Linked DNA regions of Homo sapiens: region 1 is linked to region 2. A link is a contact called in ENCODE Hi-C or POLR2A ChIA-PET data. All regions are on one chromosome and are shown on one strand. Each heading gives the region's core, a stretch centred on a gene start or an enhancer-like site at or near the end of the contact. The rest is flanking DNA. Distances are from core to core; before and after follow the strand shown.

Region 1 (4,982 bases), core at 67-2,566, 4.2 Mb after region 2:
TGGTCATCGGTCGTGTCTGCCAAGGGGCACAGGGACCGATGGCTCCTGCCACGAGGGGGCCCAAGGCCTCCTACGTATTCCCGTTCTGGGAAGCCGAGCTCAGGAGAGCCGCATCTGGGCACTGGGCGGGCGGGCGGGCGGGCTTGGGTACCTGGGAAGGTCATCAGCACGTCGCAGTTCTCTGTAGGCACCGTCTTCATCCACGCCTTGTGGGACACCAGGTAGCGACCAGCCTGCAGGAGCCGCTTTCCGAAAAGCTTATCTAGGGGGCGGCGTAGCAGGCCCGGGTCAGGCCACTCTGGGATCCGGACCCGGCCTCCAGTCTTGGCTCCTCCTGCCCCCGCCAGGGCTCCTCACCACTCCACCTGGCATTCAAGGCCCCGGGAGCTCTGGGCTTGGCTTATTTTCCTCCCTCCACGTCCTTGTACCAGCCAGGCCTTCCTCCAGAAATGCCCTTCCCCCCAGATCCTCCCTTACAAATCTTACTCATTCTTGAGGCCCAGCTCCGCCTCCAAAACCACAATCGATGGGGCGCTCACTAGCAGCCCTGAGCGCTTCACCACATTATGACAGCGCCGTCCTTGCAGCAGCCCCAGGGACTAGGTGCGGTTCTTACCCCCATTTCACAGGTGAGGAAACTGAGGCCCAGAGCGTTTAAGTCACGCGCCCAAGGTCACACAGTCAAGCTGGGATTTGAACCCAGGACCGTATGATTCTGTATTCTTCGCGGAGAGGCTCTCTCAAGCACATCCCTGGCCCGCCGCGATCCCGCAGCCCGGGGGTGGCAGGGCGCAGCCCAAGCCTGGGGCTCTCGGAGGGGCGTGTCCGCGTCTCCGCGCCGGGACCCCAGCCCGAAGCACCGTCCCAGCCCCGCCCGCCGGGCCGCAGCCGCAGTGCCGGGAGGAGCCGGCCCCTCGTCCAGACACCACGCCAGGTTACGTTTGACCCTGATCCTCCTCCCCGTGTAGTTGACGCGGGCTCCCCAGGCACCTGCAACCCTGTCTGGTCCAGCCGCCGCACACATACCCAGAACTCCGGACGCCGGGGCTGCAGGCTCGCCCTCCGGCGGGGGCCTCTTGCCACGCTCGCCCTCCAGGGACGTGCCCCCGGCGCCGGAGGCGGCCTCGGCCATGGCGAGGACAGGTCAGGTCAGGGGCTACGGACGGCCCGGGCGACGGGGAGCCGCGGGCTCATGGGGCCGGTGCAGCCGCGGAGCGCGCGGGAGGAGGAGACAAAGGCCGCGCCCGCCCGCGCCGGCCTCGGTCCTCGCTCGCCCGAGCGCTGCTTCTCGTCCCCGCCCGAGCCGAACCTCGATTCTCCTTCCCGGCCCGATGCACGTCACTCTAGGGTTCTCAGCTGAGTTCGCCCGCCTAGTTCTTTGGTTCGCGTCTCCGCCCGTGTTGTTTTCTGGGTTTCCTTCTCGCCCGCCTACCTCGCTCCCTGCTGCTGGTCCCCGCCCGCACTGATGGTGCATTCTCCAACTTGTCCCCACCCATGCTTTCTTCTGGTCCCCGCCTCGGAGCCTCAGTTTCCCCATCTGCAAACTCCGGACCCTGGAGACGCTGTTTGGAATGTGAGATGGGCGTAAGTTGACTAAGGGAGGACGTGGGAGGGGCGGGCCGGTTGGGGAAGATTCCTGGTGACAATAACTTCAACCACCCCAGTAGGGCTGTGATACATAATTACAGCAAGCCCTGCTTAGGAACTTTGCACGCACCATTTGGCTGCCTAGAACACTCCTCATGCACTCTTCGTCCGGTTAACACCGACTCCCTTCAGGATGTAACCTCGGAGAGGATCCCATAGAGTTGTCAAGTTTAGCAAATAAAAATACAGTCCGTCTAGTTAAATGTAAATTTCAGATAAAAGAATAAATGTTAGCTGGGCGGGGCGCACCTGTAATCCCAGCTACTTGGGAGGCTGAGGCAGGAGAATCGCTTGTGCTCAGGAGGTCAAGGCTGCAGTGAGCTGAGATCACACCCACTGCACTGCATCCTGGGCGACAGAACGAGACCCTGTCTCAAATACATATATATACATACATACATAAATGTTTCTATGTCCTATGTCTACATGGGACATACTAGTACTAAAAAATTATTCATTGTTTATTTGAAATTCACATTTAGCTGGGCGACCTGGGTTTTACCTGGCATTTGGCCAACCCCTGACTATTCTGAGTAGCTCAGTCTGTTAGACTGAAAGCCCAGCGAGGGTAGGAACGAGGGGCCAGGTCTGGTTCTCAATGCGAGCACACAGTAGGCGCTTGCTGTACGCTTGTTACAGATGTAACAACTAGCTTGTTACAGATGTAATAACTAGCTTGTTACAGATGTAACAACTAGAGAATGGCAGATGAAATATAAATATGTCATCATTTGTTCCTATTTTACAACTTAAAATATTAAAGCCTCGGCCGGGCGCAGTGGCTCACGCCTGTAATCCCAGCATTTTGGGAGGCCAAGGCGGGTAGATCACCTGAGGCAAGGAGTTCGAGACCAGCCTGACCAACATGGCCAAACCCTGTCTCTATTAAAAATACAAAAAATTAGCCAGGCATGGTGGCGCACGCCTGTAGTCCCAGCTACTTGGGAGTCTGAGGCAGGAGAATCGCTTGAACCTGGGAGGCGGAGGTTGCAGTGAGTCTAGATCGCGCCACTGAACTCCAGCCTGGGCGACAGAGCGAGACCCCGTCTCAAAAAAAAAAAAAAAAAAAAAAAAAAGCTTGGGCAACGTAGTGAGATCCCCGTCTCCACCAAAAAAACGAAAACAAAACAAACAAACAAAAACAACAAACAAAAAGAAACACCGAAAAGTTAGACTGGCATGGTGGCTCGCGCCTGTGGTTCCAGCTACTCAGGAGGCTGAGGCGGGCGGATCCCTTGAGCCCAAAAGTTGGAGGTTGCAAGAGCCGTGATCGCGCCACTGCACTCCAGCCTGGGCGACAGAGTGAGACCCTGTCTCAAAAATAAAATAAAATAAAATAATAAAGTAAATAAAAATATTGAGCAGGGCGAGGTAAGGGGGTATTAGAACTCTATTCTGTCAGACAGATTTTTCTTAACACGCAAGTGCGCCGCCCGCCCGCTCTGATCCAGAACCAGAGAATCCGCCATGCGAAGGCGCTCCCGGAGACCCCGCCCAGCCAGTGCCTGGAATTCCACCATCAGCGCTTTATTCCGAGTTTCAGTGCTGTCCTGGGTTAACCTGAAAGCAATCTCCGAGGCTCCCCTTTCTGGCTTTCGGGGAGCCAGAGACTGACCGGACACTTGGCTCTGCAGGTGCAGACCTGGACCAGAGAGACAGAGAGCCAAGGAAGTCCACAGTGGAGAGAGGGCTGTGCTGGGGGTTCCAGGAAGACTTCCTGGAGGAGGGGATCTTGGAGCTAGGCCTTGAAGACGAGTTTGTCAAATGAGGAAGGGCATCCGAAGCCGAGGGAACGGCAGAAGGGAACGCTGGGGAGGGGAGAGAATCTGGAGAGTTCCGGAAAAAGCAAGTAGGACTCTTTCCAGAAGTTCGGGCAAGATTTTCCCTGGATCAGGGCGTGGGTTCTCCAGTACTCGTCCCTCCCGGTCACCGAGATGCTCTGAGTTTCCGGTCTGAACCTGAACGTAAAGAGGTGTAGTCCCTCCTTTCTTGAACGGGAAAACTGAACGCACATAGGTCCTTGCCACGCCTAAGGCTGCGGAGTGAGCAGATGGAAAATGCGGGACTCAAAACCTCCCCTCGCTGTAATTTGCACTGCCCTGTGCCAAACTCTGTCCTTTCTTCCATTCCTTATTCCTATTGTCAGCCTCGCTGCGCTAGGACCCTAAAAATTTGGTCTCATGTTGCCCGGGGAACAACATTTCGCTACACCTACCTCCATACCGCCTCCCGCTCCCGCTCTCCCTTGCACCAGCCAATGGAAGCGAGTATCTTCAGACGGTGGGCAGGACGTATCCTAAGATACCCAATGGTGGTCGAGAATAGTTGAGCACTTTACTAGTCAAGCCGCGGAGTGGGCGGGGCCCCCTGCCCAGACTTGAAGCCACACAGGCAGGTCGGGCAGGCGGGTCGCAGGTTGTAAATCCATGTGGCGGGGGCTTTGGACCCTGGCGGCCCAAGCGGCACGTGGGCCTCGCAGGTGGGGCTACAGGGGAAGGGGTGCGACAGCTTGGGGTGCTGCTTGGACCCCAGACCCACTCCCTGGGTTTTAGGGGCCCAATTCCCTGCGGCAGAGCAATCATTCGCGTTCTTCCGTGCCTCAATCGTTCATGACCCTTGCGGCAGAGCCCATATCTGGGTCTCCTTCTGGCCTCACAGTCCCTAATCCGGTCACCCTTCGGCCTTCAGAACATCCAATTTGTGCATCCCCCAGCCGCAGAACCCCCCCACCTGGAGCATCTCGCGATCATCGAGCCCTCGGTCTACTTGACACTGAGGCTGAGCCTCCCAGGTGCGCTGATTCGCCTCCCCTCCGGTTCCAGATTGTGCACGCGCCGGAGCAGCGGCGCACCAGCCCCCGGCTCCGGCGCCACCATCTTCGCGCTAAGCTCTGGCCAAGGCCGCTGCGGCATCGCAGTGATCCGGACCAGCGGCCCCGCCAGCGGCCACGCCCTCCGAATTCTCACAGCACCCCGAGACCTGCCCCTTGCTCGCCACGCCAGCCTGCGCCTGCTCAGCGATCCCCGCTCCGGGGAGCCTCTGGACCGCGCACTGGTGCTCTGGTTCCCAGGTGAGGGTCCCCAGGTTCCGAGCCTCCTGTAGGTCCCATGACTCAGTTTCCCCCTTCCAAGGGTTTGCACTGGCTGTGCTGTCCTCCTGTCACCTGTCTGTCACATTAGGTCCCCAGAGTTTCACCGGTGAGGACTGCGTGGAGTTCCACGTGCATGGAGGCCCGGCAGTGGTGAGCGGCGTCCTGCAGGCCTTGGGTGAGTTGCAGCGTTGGGTGAGATGCTTGGTCCTCCCAATGGGCCTGGGTGGGGACCAGGGGGTGTCAG
Region 2 (5,410 bases), core at 2,400-4,899:
CACAGTGGTTTGGGTCTGAACTCCGGGGCCAGATTCCCAAGTTCAAGTCCTGGCTCAGTCATTTATTTATTTATTTATTTTATTTTTGAGTCGGAGTCTTGCTCTGTCAGCCAGCTGGAGTGCAGTGTTGTGATCTCGGCTCCCTGCAACCTCCGCTTCCCCAGTTCAAGCAATTCTCGCGCCTCAGCCTCCCGAGTAGAGTAGCTGGGACTACAGACATGTGCCACCACGCCCAGCTAATTTTTGTATTTTTAGTAGAGATGGGGTTTCAACATGTTGGCCAGGCTGGTCTCAAACTCCTGACCTCAAGTGATCCATCCACCTCGGCCTCCCAAAGTGCTGAGATTACAAGTGTGAGCCACTGCACTGGCCTTGGTCATTTATTAAACTGCACAATTTTCCTACTTAGGAAAAGCACCATGTGGAACTCAGTCCACACATCTAAAACAACAACAATACTGATATAAGACGTATCTGCCTGACACCATTTCAAGCAGTTTATAGATGTATTAACACATTTTTTTTTTCCTTTCTTTGGAGACAGAGTCTCGCTGTGTCACCCAGGCTGGAGTGCAGTGGTGGGTTCTCGGCGCACTGCAACTTCCACCTCCTGGGTTCAAGCGATTCTCCTGCCTCAGCTTCCCAAGTAGCTGGGATTACAGGCACGTGCCACCATGCCTGGCTAATTTTTATATTTTTAGTAGAGACGAGGTTTTACCATGTTGGCCAGGCTGGTCTCGAGCTCCTGACCTCAAGTGATCCGCCCACCTCGGCCTTCCAAAGTGCTGGGATTACAGGGGTGAGCCACTGCGTCTGACCTCATTTTAAAATTTTTGTAGAGACGGGTTTCACTGTGTTGCCTAGGCTGGTCTTGAAATCCTGGCCTCAAGCGATCCTCCTGCCTTGGCCTCTCAAAATGCTTGATTACAGGCATGAGTCACCATGCCCAGCTAATTACTTTTCATTGTCTGTGATTACTATTTGGATTCTAGTAAGGTCAGAAAAGTAAAAACTTTTTTCTCTGTAAAAGGTCAGAAGGTATTTTAGGCTTTGTGAGTCATATGTGGTCCCTACTGCATAGTCTTCTTTTTTAACCTTTAAAAATGTAAAAAACATTCTTGGGTTGTGGGCCATTGATAAACTAGGCTAGGCCGGGCGCAGTGGCTCACGTCTGTAATCCCAGCACTTTGGAAGGCCGAGGTGGGCAGATCACTTGAGGTCAGGAGTTTGAGACTAGCCTGGCCAACATGGCAAAACCCTGTCTCTACTAAAAATATAAAAATTAGCCTGGCATAGCCAGGTGCAGTGGCTCATGCCTATAATCCCACCACTTTGGGAGGCCGAGGCGGGCAGATCACGAGGTCAGGAAATCGAGACCATCCTGGCCACCATGGTGAAACCCCATCTCTACTATAAATACAGGTGGGTGTGGTAGCAGATGTCTGTAGTCCCAGCTACTCAGTCGGGAGGCTAAGGCAGGAGAATCACTTGAACCTGGGAGGCGGAGGTTGCAGTGAGCCAAGATCACGCTAGTGCACTCTAGCCTGGGCAACAGAGCGAGACTCCGTGTCAAAAAATAAATAAATAAATAAAAATAAAAATTAGCCAGGCGTGGTGGCACGTGCCTGTAATCCCAGCTACTCGGGAGGCTGAGGCAGGGGAATGGCTTGAACCCGGGAGGCGGAGGTTGCAATGAGCTGAGATCGTGCCACTGCACTCCAGCCTGGGCAACAAGGGCGAGACTACATCTCAAAAAACAAACAAACAAGCAAACAAACAAAAAAAGGCTGTGAGCCCCACAGGCTATAGTTTGCCAACTCTTGCGAAGGTCACCAATTTTGCATGTTTTGTTTCCTGATGCATTTCCAGTTCTTGAAAACGGTGCCTGACACATAGCAGACACTGGATATACTATGGCTCATTTGAATGAATAAAAGGAGTGTAAGAAGTTAAAACAGAGACCAGGATGCTACTTATTTCTGGCACAGAGTATGGATCATACCATAATTATCTATTACTCATCACAGCAACCCCTGTAAAACTAATTTTCTCAGTTGACAGACAAGGAAACTGGGGCTCAAAGAGGCTAAGTCACTCACTCAAGGTCACAGAGTGAGAATGTGACAGAGCCAGAATTTGACCCCAGGCAGGCTTGTCCCAGAGCTAGGCTGTGATGCCCAGAACCTACCGGGCATCTGCTTGGCTCGGCTGTACCAGGTGGGCCACGTCATTGAGCTGGACATTCCGGCGTATGAGATCCACAGCCCGGGTGGAGGCATCGTTTGCAACCACAGATCTGAGCCCAGGCACCTCTAGGGCAAATCGAATGGAACGTAGGCCTGAAGCTGCCAGGCCTTCCAGCACATGCAGGCCTTCCTGTTGGAGTAAGCAGAAAACCTCCCTCACATCTCCACCTCCATCCTCTTCTGGGCCCCAAGGAGCCCCCACCACCCACCTCCTATAGCTCTCCCCCTCCAGGAGCCCTCTGTCTCCCGCTAAATTCCAGGGCTGCCAGCTCCTATGCTCAGGCCCCACCTCACAGATCTCCCCCACGGCCGCTGTGCGAGGTTGGTCTCCTGAGGCCAGGTTTTCACTCTCTTTCAGTTCAACCTTTTCCTCCTCTTGCTCTGACAAGTCCACGACCACTTTTTGCGTGTCCTTCTCTCCTGGAACCTTGACTGCAGCCACCCAGAGGCACAAGTCAGAGAATAACAAGGTCCCCTCTGAGAAACCTCCCCTTAATCTCCAAAATATCGTCCCTGAAATCCCTGCGGAAAGGCTGAAGGAGCAGAACCCAGGGCCTGCTATGTGGCTGAAGCCCCTCTGGATTTGGGCGGCAGAAGAGCCCAGGCAGGGAGATAAACTTGTGTGACCCCCGCCCACCAGAAGCCTGGACCTCCACTCACTCTGGATTCCTTTGGCCCCAAGCTGAATGCGAGCAAACTCGGTGATCACAGCACATCTGGTGGGAGACAGAGGACTAGCTCATACCCCGCCCCCGCCATCCACACTGACCCACTAGCCGATGCCAGGCTAACGTCTGACCCCTGCTCACGTCAGGTCCCGATTGAATTCCTGCACCGGGTTATAAAAGACCTCGTTGGCACTGGGAAAGGCGATTTTGGCAGCCCCCTCGGTGACTGTCGTCTCCTGGACTTCACGTGGACGTTCTTCTCCGTAGGGCCCGGTGCCGTTCTCCATCGCTGCTGTATTCGGCAGCCCTGGAGACTGCCACTCGAAAAACCGGGCTCTAGAGAGCACCCGGGCGGAGCGGAAAGTGAGGCTTAGCCACAGAGACGATCCTTGCATGAGACATCCGCTGGCGCCTCCGCCCGCCAAGCCTGGTTCGGGGGGCGGGGGAGGGCACAGAGAGGGTCAGAGAGCCGCATTCCGGGCCCGGGGATGTCCTACATATCTATGAGGTAGGGACTAGGAAAACCTGCGGCCTCGGTAAGCTGATATCCCCTCGTTTTGGGGATGACTGGTCCCTGTGGAGCCGATGCCCTCGTGCAGGCCCGCCCCGAGTCCGAATCCCTCCCCGCGCTGCCTAGCCCGTCCTCACCTGCTCTCGTAGCCACAGAAAACCGAATTAGTCAAGGTGCACGTTTCCCGAATTAGGACCTGGGCGCCGCCATGTTGGCACAGTGGGTGGGCGAATCACATGATAGTGGTTGGCCAGTCAATGAGGAAACGTACGGTGGGCGGCCGGGATCAAAATGAAAGCCATAAAGGAAGCGCGCTGATCGTGCTGTTCCGGGGGTGTTAATCACAGTGGATCCCCTGGGAGAGGACACGTCCCTAGTCCCATTTCACAGATGAGGAAGTTGTGGCTCAGAAAAGGGGCGGTAAGCGGAGAAACCCAACACTTATTGGTCCTCTTCTGTGTTCTGGGTGCTATATACACATTATTTCAGAGCACCCTGCAGGAATGACTCAGGCTCTGGAGTTGGATTTACCGGGTTTGAATCTCAGTCCCATCACATGCTCTGGGCAGGTTACTCCCGCGGCTTCACTTTTCTTACCTATTAAATGAGAATCGTGGTTTCTCAGATAGAGCAAAGATTAAATGACAGATTCCTGGAAAGTGTGCAAAGAACCACTCTAACATTGTAAGCGCTCGGTAAAGTTCTAACCAGTGTATGAAGGCAGGACAGCGAAGTGGTCCCGGCTACCTGGGTTCCAGTCTCAGCTCGCCCTGCGACTTGTTAACTCTGAACTTAAGTTACCGCTTTTGCAAAATGGGCAGAACTTTTTTTTACCATTTGTTACTGGGTTGTAGTGAGAAGTAAACGAGTTAGTGCAGGTAAAATGCTAACAGAACCTAGCATCCGGTAAGCATCATAAAAGTCTTAGGTCTTATTGTCGCTTTTGAGCCTGTGTTTAAATCCTGGCACCTACCATCACTTCCTTGCTGTGTGATGATCTTGACCAGCTTTCTTCATTTCTCTGTGCCTCCTTTTCTTTCTTTCTTTCTTTTTTTTTTTTTTTTGAGACGGAGTCTCGCCCAGGCTGGAGTGCAGTGGCATGATCTCGGCTCACTGCAACCACCGCCTCCCGGGTGCAAGCGATTCTTCTGCCTCAGTCTCCCGAGTAGCTGGGATTACAAGCGCATGCCATCACGCCCGGCTAATTTTTGTATTTTTAGTAGAGACAGAGTTTCACCATATTGGCCAGGCTGGTTTCGAACTCCTGACCTCAGGCGATCCACCCACCTCGGTCTCCCAAAGTGCTGGGATTACAGGCGTGAGACACCGCGCCCAGCTGCCTTTATTTTCTATAGTGTGTCTGTAGCAGTTCTCACTAAAAAATGTTACTGTGTAGTTTAAACGAGCTAATTCCCATAAAGAATGTAACGCAGTGCCTGCCACAATAAACAGCAGTCATTATTGTTTTTGTTTTACAGGAAACTAAAGTTCGGAAAGGTAGAGCGACTTGCCCAAGGTCGCGGGACTAGAAGGTGGCGGGGCCAGGATTCGAACCATCGAGCTGAGCCGACGTACTGGCGAGGATCCCCCAGGGGCATAGAGAGGAGACGGAGCCGGTTAGAAGGGGCGCGCTCGGAGCTCGGCTGGCCTCGCCTGGAGGGCGGGGCCCGAGGGCGGTGCGCGGGCGGGGCCGGGGCCGCTCCTCCCTGGCCTGGCTGCGGCGGCAGCGCGGCTTGCGCTCGCTCGGCGCTCGGCTGGGGCGGCCTGGCCCACAATGAATGGCCGCCGCGGCTGCCGCTGCTGCTGAGGCGGAGGCCGCGGAGGCCGCGGAGGCGGAGGCCGAGGCCCCGGCGCAGCGGGGCGCGCCCCGGGCCCAGGCCCGGCCCCAGCCGCCGCTGCGGAGCCCGCCGGGACCCCCCGGAGCGCGGCCACGGCGCAGGTGAGGCGGCCCGCCTCAGGCCCGGTTCCGGCCTCCTCCAGCCGGG

What was found. Hi-C counts contacts between places; a loop is a spot of excess contacts on that map. ChIA-PET counts read pairs that join two places held with the same protein, here RNA polymerase II (POLR2A). Pooled maps may share reads with other maps.
Region 1: a loop to region 2 is called in a pooled map, with 5 times the contacts of the local background. The contact joins the promoter of ANO8 here to the promoter of TRMT1 in region 2. A Hi-C loop is called at or near these places in 1 of 168 maps with a recorded cell type or tissue (posterior vena cava) and 1 of 50 pooled maps. POLR2A ChIA-PET finds 5 or more read pairs at or near these places in 1 of 52 experiments (B cell).

What each region holds. Positions count from the first base shown.
Region 1 is chr19:17,333,539-17,338,520 of GRCh38, forward strand. It overlaps ANO8 (anoctamin 8), which reads right to left and starts at 1,317. Exons shown (of 18, transcript NM_020959.3): 1 at 1,027-1,317; 2 at 152-262; 3 at 1-16. The coding sequence starts at 1,132. GTPBP3 (GTP binding protein 3, mitochondrial) reads left to right here and starts at 4,015. Exons shown (of 9, transcript NM_032620.4): 1 at 4,015-4,126; 2 at 4,470-4,717; 3 at 4,827-4,913. The coding sequence starts at 4,074. RefSeq lists a silencer at 820-1,259 and enhancers at 2,984-3,655, 3,656-4,327, 4,328-4,982.
Region 2 is chr19:13,113,091-13,118,500 of GRCh38, forward strand. It overlaps TRMT1 (tRNA methyltransferase 1), which reads right to left and starts at 3,650. Exons shown (of 17, transcript NM_001136035.4): 1 at 3,563-3,650; 2 at 3,056-3,341; 3 at 2,907-2,962; 4 at 2,536-2,678; 5 at 2,189-2,376. The coding sequence starts at 3,309. It overlaps NACC1 (nucleus accumbens associated 1), which reads left to right and starts at 5,174. Exons shown (of 6, transcript NM_052876.4): 1 at 5,174-5,364. RefSeq lists enhancers at 3,644-3,833, 4,794-4,943 and a silencer at 4,984-5,183.